Linked DNA regions of Homo sapiens: region 2 is linked to region 1. A link is an interaction called in ENCODE POLR2A ChIA-PET data of the cell type or tissue named here. Cell type or tissue: IMR-90. All regions are shown on one strand. Links, peaks and the distances in the headings refer to the core of each region. The heading gives the core; the rest is flanking DNA.

Region 1 (4,383 bases), core at 254-4,253:
AGGCAGCCCAAGCTGCCAAGCCTGAAGACCCTCGGAGCCAGGGCGTGGAAAGATTCATACAGGAGTCAAAATTAAAAATAAACCTCTTTGAGAAAGAAAAGGAAATGAAGAAAAGCCCCACGTCTCTTAAAAGGGAGACATACTACCTGTCAGACAGCCCCTTGCTGGGGCCCCCTGTGGGTGAGCCTCGGCTCTTGGCCTCCTCCCCGGCCCTGCCCAGCTCTGGTGCCCAGGCCCGCCTCACCCGGGCGCCGGGGCCTCCGCACTCTGCTCATGCTTTGCCCAGGGAATCATGCACTGCTCATGCTGCAAGTCAGGCAGCGACTCAGAGGAAGCCCGGGACCAAATTGCTGCTGCCTCGAGCGGCCTCTGTTAGAGGAAGAAGCATCCCTGGGGCTGCGGAGAAGGTAAATGCCACAGCAGAGCGCCTGCCTGGGGAGCCCCCACTCCTTGCCCCTCAGCCCTCTCACAGAAGCCACATGCGGAAAGCCTCAGAGGTGGCGAGTCTCTGAGGCCTACAAAACACAGGAATGCGGAGTCCAGGAAAAGCAGTTGCCAATAGGGAGCTGATGTGGGGGTGGCTTGGATAAGTTGGGTTGACCTAATATTTCCTCCTAAATTCTGTCTGAAGTTGTTCCTTTTGTTTTGTTACAATGCTGGATATACCACACAGTAGGGATTTCATTTGCTTTAATAAGCAACCTCTTCCAAAAACTCCCCTCCTCTGCAATGGCTGCTAGTCAGCCTCCTTGACCGTGCCTCAGTTTACACTGCATTCCTCCTGGGCACTGAGTGAGGTGAGCTTTCCTGGGAGGTGGCAGTTGACAGGGGTGCCTTTGGGTGCAGTCTGCCTACTCTGGGACACTGAGGGTCCTGGAGGTCTGGGGGAAAGCTGGGTGTGAGCACAGGACTTGCTGCCAGGGCTGCCCGATCTGGCTCTTGCTCGGGAGAGGCCACAGAGAGGAAGACGGGGCGGGTGGGAGCCCCGGGGCCCACCCTGCAGCCCGTTCCCAGCTCTGCCCCCTCCCCTGGGCAGCACGTACAGAGGAATGACCCTGGGTGGGGCTGATAGGAGGTGCAGGCAAATGCAGAATGCTCAGCAAGGGCCCAGAAATTCCTTTACCCCCACCAAGCCCATCTCCTGAGCCACATGACTCCCTGTGGTGAGAGCCAAGGATGGAAGGCAGCCGAGGTGCAGCCGCCACGCCACACACTGCCCTTGACAAGGAGGTATGCCCGGCACTGCCACCCCCAACAGCTGGGGCCTGCAAACTCCTTTATTTGGAGCCCGTTTGGGATGTAGATTCCTACCGTGATGTTTCTAGAATGAGAGTGGGATGGGTCCTGCTGTGTGGAGCACACGTGGACTCGGGACAGGGATTGTGCATGTAGCACGCGTGGACTCGGGGAGAGAGGTGGTGTGATTTGGGCTGCTCCAGACCCATCGAAGTATCTCTTTTGATCTCCTGGTCCTGGGTGGTGAGCTGGGGTCCAGAGAGCTTGTTCCCAGTGGACAGGGCACTGTCCGCACAGCTGAGATGCACTCATGCACACGTGGGAGCCCCACCATGTCCTGCATGTTTCTCTGGGAGAAGTCACTTCTAGAGTGGCTCATGGCACATGCTCACTCCTGTGAGGAGTCATTAGCAATGGGTGGACCACTTGAGTGTAACACCTACTTACAAGTGTGCTTGACAGAGAACTGCTAGGATGCCTAAAGGAAGAAGAAAAAGAAAATAACAGGTGTTATTTTGAGGATGAGGATGTTGTGGAGGATGAGGAGAAGGCTGAGGATGTGGAGAAGCTGGAAGCTCACGCATTGCTGGTGGGACTGTGAAATGGGGCAGCTGTTGTGGAAACAGTTTGGCAGCTCCTCAAAAAAATAAATGTAGAGGGTCCCATGGGACCCAGCAATTCCACTCCTTAGTACACAGACCTGAGAGAATTGAAACCATATCCACAGAAAAATCCACATGCAGATGTTCGAAGCAGCATTATTCATAACAGCCAAAAAAGTAGGACCAACCCAGGCATCCAGCAAATGATGATTGGGTAACGAAAATGCAGTCTATCCAAACAATGGTTTATTTTTGGCAATAAAAAGAAACACTACTGGGCGTGGTAGCTCACACCTGTGATCACAGCACTTTGGGAAGCCAAGGTGGGCGAATCACCTGAGGTCAGGAGTTTGAGCCCAGCCCGGCCAACATGGTGAAACCCCGTCTCTACAAAAAAATACAAAAATTAGCCAAGTATGGTGGTGCACACCTGTAATCCCAGCTACTTGGGAGGCTGAGGCAGGAGAATCGCCTGAACCCAGGAGGTGGAGGTTGCAGTGAGCCAAGATGGCACCACTGAAAACATTTTGCTCAGTGAGAGAGGCCATAACAAAAGGTCCCATGTCGTATGGTTCCATTTATATGAAATGACTATGACAGGCCAATGACAGAGGCGTGGTTGAGTGCTTCCCTAGGTGGGGCTGGGGAGGATGAGGGAAAGGGGAGAACCGCTAATGGGTACAGGTTGTTTTTTTTTTTGTTTTGTTTTGTTTTGTTTCTGAGACAGAGTTTTGCTCTTGTTGCCGAGGCAGGAGTGCAATGGTGCAATCTCGGCTCACTGCATCCTCTGCCTCTCGGGTTCAAGCAGTCCTCCTGTCTCAGCCTCCCGAGTAGCTGGGATTACAGGCGCCCGCCACCACGCCCGGCTAATTTTTGTATTTTTAGTAGAGACAGGGTTTCATCATATTAGTCAGGCTGGTCTCAAACTCCTGGCCTCAGGTGATCTGCCCGCCTCGGCCTCACAAAGTGCTGGGATTACAGGCGTGAGCCACTGCACCCGGCCGAGTACAGGTTCTTTTTTGGGACACCACTATATTTTAAGATTAGCTTGTGCTGGTTGTACAACATAACAGATCTACTAAAAACCACTGAAGTATACTGTTTAAAATAGTGAATTTTATGTTATGAGAAGTATCTCAGTTTTTAGAAATGCTATAAAGGGAAAAAGTTACTGCTGCGTCTTTACCACTCTGAGCTTCTATTGCTGTTACCTTATTAACTCTCCTGTTATAAGGGGGCTATTTATGTAAGTATAAATTAGTTCCATGAATGCCCTTGTCCCTAAATATGTCAAGAACTTATTTTTTGACTCTGCTGGCCAAAGAAAATGGCTTTCAGTACTAGACCAAGAAGATTTATTGCAATTGAGCAGCTTCTCTGGTAGAGATGACCATTTAATGGATGAGTCCTTTCTGTACAGCATTTTAAAATTTGTGTAACTAGACCAGCTTTCTCATTATCATTCTTAAATAAGGATCCTGACTGGGGAATGGCTTTAGAGAACCTCTCTCCTATTAATGATCTGTGTAGGTATCATTTGATGCTGTTTTTAATGAGGAAGCAAAATCCATCATCACTTATGTCCATAGTGATTTGGTGGAGGATGCGAACTGCTTGCCCTGTTCCCTTCAATCTGGCTGATGAATGGAGGGGCATGTGTAGCACTGGGGAAGATGGGGCCTAGGCTCGCTCTGAATGGAAGCCTGAGTATCTCTGTACATTGTTAAGCACTAGACAGTTCTCACAGTTCAAATTAAAATTTTCAGCCCAAGAAAGAGATTCCAGCTAGTCCTTCCAGGACAAAAATCCCAGCTGAGAAGGAATCCCACCGGGATGTTCTCCCTGACAAACCTGCCCCGGGTGCTGTCAATGTGCCGGCCGCCGGAAGCCACTTGGGCCAGGGCAAGCGGGCGATCCCTGTTCCAAACAAGGTGAGTTGGCTGCTGGGGCCCAAACTTGTGGTTGCTGGGAATGAGGTGGCAGCTGTGTGTACAAGTGCTTTGGATTAAAATCCCAGCATTTTGGGAGGCCAAGGTGGGAGGATCACTTGAGCCCAGGAGTTCAAGACCAGCCTGAGCAACATGATGAAACCCATCTCTACAAAAAATACAAAAATTAGCTGGGCATGGTGGTGAGCAACGGCAGTCCCAGCTACTCAGGAGGCTGAGGTGGGATGATTGCTTGAGCCCAGGAGGTCGAGGCTGCAGTGAGTCATAATCACGCCACTGCACTCCAGGTTGGGTGACAGAATGAGACCCTGTCTCAAAAAAAAAAAAAAAAAAGAGGTGGAAAAGTTGAAAATACACCCACAAGAGGCAGCCTGCAAAATACATGCAAAGAATACTGGCTTCGCAGTGTGCACTGATGGCTAGCCTCTGCCCTGGGAGCTGTGTGGGTTGGGAAAAGTCAGCGTCTCGGAGCCCCAGTTTGTAGGTGGGGATATTCCGTTTCCCTCATGTAGAGTTCTTGAACAGATGACATGAGATGTTGATGTTTTGAAAACAGCAGCTGGGTGCAGTGGCTCACACATGTAATCTCAGCACTT
Region 2 (4,383 bases), core at 221-4,220, 190 kb after region 1:
GGTTGTTTTCTGTGAGTCCGGACTCTCTGCTCTGATCCCACCCCAGCCCCTGATCCTCCCAGCATGATCCCACCCCAGCCCCTGGTCCTCCCAGCATGATCCCACCCCAGCCCCTGGTCCTCCCAGCATGATCCCACCCCAGCCCCTGGTCCTCCCAGCATTGCTCAGCAGGAAAGCTGGGCTCACGGTGTCTGCAGGACTCAAGGAAGGGACATAACTGCGACAAAACCCTGGCGCCCGGTTTTCAGCACCGCGCTAGGTTTTAACTGCCTGCTGGAGATGACCTTTTATATGGAGCCGCTGACAGCCCCCTCCCCCATGGCGCAGAGATCACATTTACAGCGGTGGCGGTAACCATGGAAACTGGCAGTCGGTGCAGGAGGGCGAACGGTTGATGGGCAACCATGGGGACAATGGCAAGGCTCTGGGCTTATTCAGATGACTGGGGTGTGCTGAATGGGCTCTGAGCACAAAGGCCACTGGGAGCTCTGGGAGCTTCCAAAGGGGGCGTCAATGACACCCATAACTTGTCACAGAAGAACAGAGGCCCGAGCTAGCCCACACCTGTGTTTTTTGATCTCTGGGGGAGTTTACAACAATGACTCTGCAGGCCTTTTGTCAGATGCCATTTTTCTTACTTTATTATAATTATCTGGTCTGTTTTCTGGGTGACCTGGGAGCCTTTGACTGCAGTTTCAGAATGAAGCTCACCACCGTGTCCCCACAACTGGAGCTGCCCGGGAGGCCAGCAGCAGGTCAGGCCACTACATTGCGTCTCTCAGGCTCAGAACATCCCCCATCTGCGGGCAGAGCTGTCCTTGTAAGCACGCCCATGATGGGACCCGAAAATCAGCCCATTTACATGCCAAGTGCTGAGAACCCTGTTTCTAACACCCCTCCAGAGACCCAAAGATCTGAAATGTTAAGATGTTTCCACTAAGAAAAGTTTATTTATTTATTTATTTTATTTTATTTTTTATTTTATTTTATTTCATTTTTTATTGAGACAGAGTCTTGCTCTGTCACCCAGGCTAGAGTGCAATGGCATGATCTCAGCTCACCGCAACCTTCGCCTCCCGGGTTCAAGCAATTCTCCTGCCTCAGCCTCCCAGTAACTGGGCTTACAGGCACCCGCCATCATGCCCGGCTAATTTTTTTTTTTTTTTTTTTTTTTTTGAGACAGAGTCTCGCTCTGTTGCCCTGGCTGGAGTGCAGTGGTGTGATCTCGGCTCACTGTAACTTCCACCTCCCGATTCAAGCCATTCTCCTGCCTCAACCTCCAGAGTAGCTGGGATTACAGGCATGCACCACCACGCCGGGCTAATTTTTGTATTTTTAGTAGAGACGAGGTTTCACCATGTTGGCCAGGCTGGTCTCAAATTCCTGACCTCAGGTGATCCACCCGCCTCGACCTCCCAGAGTGCTGGTATTACAGGTGTGAGCCACCGCGCCCTGCCCCACTAAGAAAAGTTTTAAACAGACATTTAAATAAGCTAATAGGAGACCTTTTCGTGAAGTGGCATCTCATAGGAACCTACGGAAACACGCAAATATCCAGCCCTGAAAGCTGAAAACAAGCTGTGAGCCAAAACACTGTATGATGTGCTTTTTTTCCTTCAGTCAATGCAACAAAGATCTGAAATGTTATTTGTTTTTAAATGCCAAACATCACTCCCTTCAACACTGACATCTCAGATGAGCAATAGCAGAATGGATCTTTCCATGAACTCCAAGAGTAATTCCCCAAAAAGAATTCCCGAAGAGTTCCCCCGCTGGCACAGTCATGGGCTTCCTTGTCTTGAAGAGAAAACAAAGAAAAATCATCTGATCTGCACCCTCCAGGGAGTAATATGTGACTCACTTCATTCTGAAGGAGCAGAGGAAGCTCATTACATTTTTATAAACTACTCAGAAAACTGCCCTGTAGAAAACAGGGCTGGGCGTGGTGGTTCAGGCCTGTAACCCCAGCACCTTGGGAGGCCAAAGTAGGAGTATCCCTTGAGCCCAGGATTTTGAGACCAGTCCAGGCAATGTAGCAAGGCTCCATCTCCAGAAAAAATAAAGTAGCTGGGCACAGTGGCGCACAAGCCTGCAGTCCCAGCTACTCAGGAGGCTGAGGTGGGAGGATCACTTGAGCCCAGGAGGTCGGGGCTGCAGTGAGCTATGATTGTGCCACTGCACTCCAGCCTGGGTGACAGAGTGAGACCTCATCTCAAGAAAAGAAAGGGAAGGGAAGGGGAAGGGAGGGTGGGGAGGGGAGGAAGAGGGGAGGAAGAGGGGAGGGTAGGGAGGGGGAGAGGAGGTGGGGAAAGTTGGAGGAAAGGGGAAAGGGGAGGGAAGGGTAAAGTGGAAAGAAGAGGGAAGGGGAAAGGGGAGGGAAGGGGAGGGAAGGGTAAAGTGGAAAGAAGAGGGAAGGGGAAAGGGGAGGGAAGGGGAAGGAAAGGAGAAAGAGGAGGGAAGAGAGGGAGGGAAAGACGCAGAAAAGGAGGGAGGGAGAGAGGGACGTTATTGAGAAACTGGTGATCAAAGTCACTAGTGACAAAGCTGACTCTTCCGAAGCCCCAGTGGCATGGCCAATACTTTGCTTTGTGCTTTACAAATCCCTGTGAAATTGGTCTCACCACCCCACTGTCACATGGGGAAATCGAGATTCTCAGAAGCTGAGTGACAAACCTGAGGTCACCAGGCAAGTGACAGATGAACCCCATGATCATAGCCCCACACTCTCCTGACTCTCTCTAACTGTTCCCCCTTAACATTAACTATTAAACCACCGTGGCCAAAATCGGCAGCAAGGCGTTTTTAAAGAAGCATGCTCCGTAAGAGGTGGTACAGCCACTGCTGACCTTAACATAATTCCCGGGAGACAGCAAGCTGCACAAGAGTGTGCACCCCGGGAGCAGGTCCCCGCAGGCCACGGCACTCGGAGAGAAGATCAAAGGCTCGAGTTGGAAGTGCCCACTCCATGGGCAACTCCAGGACAGCCCCCCTTCTCCGTGCCCACCCTCTGCAGCAGCTTTGTCCCTTAACAGTCGGGGGAGGCTCTCTCCTGATGAGGTAAGTGGCCTCGGATGGCCTCAGATGGACAAGACTCAGCTTAGCTATAATCACAGGACAGGGACAGGACCTAAGACCCAAGCAGACTTGGAGCCCTTGGAATAGAGGCCAGCCCCCAGCAATCCAACCTGCCTCGCTCCAGCCAGGAGGGCAGCAGACCCTTTGCTGGGAGATTCAGCCTCTGCTTCCAGCGACCCTTTCATGCCAGACGCTACCAGGGCAGCTGAGAGGGTGCTGAGCACGCAGGACGGGAGCCACACCTGTACTTCCTTCTGTTTCCCAGCCTGGGTGCACTGATCTCCCCTCCCTGCCATCCCCATGGTGGTGAGGACACAGGGGAGGCCCCTACAGCCGTCCCCACTGTGACCACGGGAGGCTACTGAGACACAGGAAGAACCACATTCACTATGAACTCAACCAACTGCATCCAGCGAGAGGAAGCCAAGAGGCCCGAGGCCGGACCAGGCACTTCTTGATCCGCCCGTTCCTTCACTTAAGCCTCATGCAACCCTACGGGGTCAGTATTACTGTCCCTATTTTTAAAAACCGAAAACGGGGCCCAAAGAAGTTAAGCAAGTTGTCCAATGGCACACAGAAGCCACTAATGAACAAGACGGAGATCCCACAACAAAAAATATTTAAGGCTGGGTGCAGCGTCTCACGCCGGTAATCCCAGCACTTTGGGAGGCTGAGGCAGGAGAAACTGCTTAAGGCCAGGAGTTTGAGACCAGCCCTGGCAACACAGCAAGACCTCTGATAAAAACTAAAAAATTTTAAAAGTAGCCAGGTGTGGCGATGTGCATCCGTAGTCCCAGCTACTCAGGAGGCTGAGGCAGGAGGATGGCTTGAACCCAGGATTTGAGGTTACAGTGAGCTATGACAGTACCATGCACTCCGGCCTGGGCAACAGAGCAAGACCTTGTCTCAAGAAGAGAAAAAGAAAAACATAAACATTTAAGACCTACATGGCAAAAGAGACCATTGAGTTAAAATAAAATTCAAAATTATGAAAGATATTTGCAACAAGTTAAAAATTCAAAATAGTTAAAGAAATGTAAATCGATAAAAGATAAGCAATCTAACTGAAACTGCAGACTGGCAATTCACAGAAAAAACAGGAATGGCTGGCCAAGCGCAGTGGCTCACACCTATAATCCCAGCACTTTGGGAGGCCAAGGCAGGCGGATCACAAGGTCAGGAGTTTGAGATCAGCCTGGTCAATATGTTGAAACCCCATCTCTACTAAAAACACAAAAAAATTAGCCGGGTATGGTGGCAGGCACCTGTAGTCCCAACCACTTGGGAGGCCGAGGCAGGAGAATCGCT

The links. Peaks named below come from ENCODE experiments on the same cell type or tissue, not always from the same donor. Only the 100,000 strongest peaks of a DNase experiment are listed, where the experiment ranks them.
Region 2: POLR2A ChIA-PET joins it to region 1 with 5 read pairs; 2 of 35 experiments call an interaction of 5 or more read pairs at or near these places.

Annotation. Positions count from the first base shown.
Region 1 is chr22:46,308,537-46,312,919 of GRCh38, forward strand. GTSE1 (G2 and S-phase expressed 1) reads left to right here. Exons shown (of 12, transcript NM_016426.7): 4 at 1-407; 5 at 3,605-3,769. Among named protein-coding and RNA genes, the nearest start is that of GTSE1, 14 kb to the left of the region's middle. In IMR-90, for the core only: no CTCF peak of the experiment used is centred there; no DNase peak of the experiment used is centred there.
Region 2 is chr22:46,500,049-46,504,431 of GRCh38, forward strand. All of the region lies in intron 1 of CELSR1 (cadherin EGF LAG seven-pass G-type receptor 1), which reads right to left. Among named protein-coding and RNA genes, the nearest start is that of CELSR1, 35 kb to the right of the region's middle. RefSeq lists an enhancer at 296-1,270. In IMR-90, for the core only: no CTCF peak of the experiment used is centred there; a DNase peak (open chromatin) is centred at 1,823.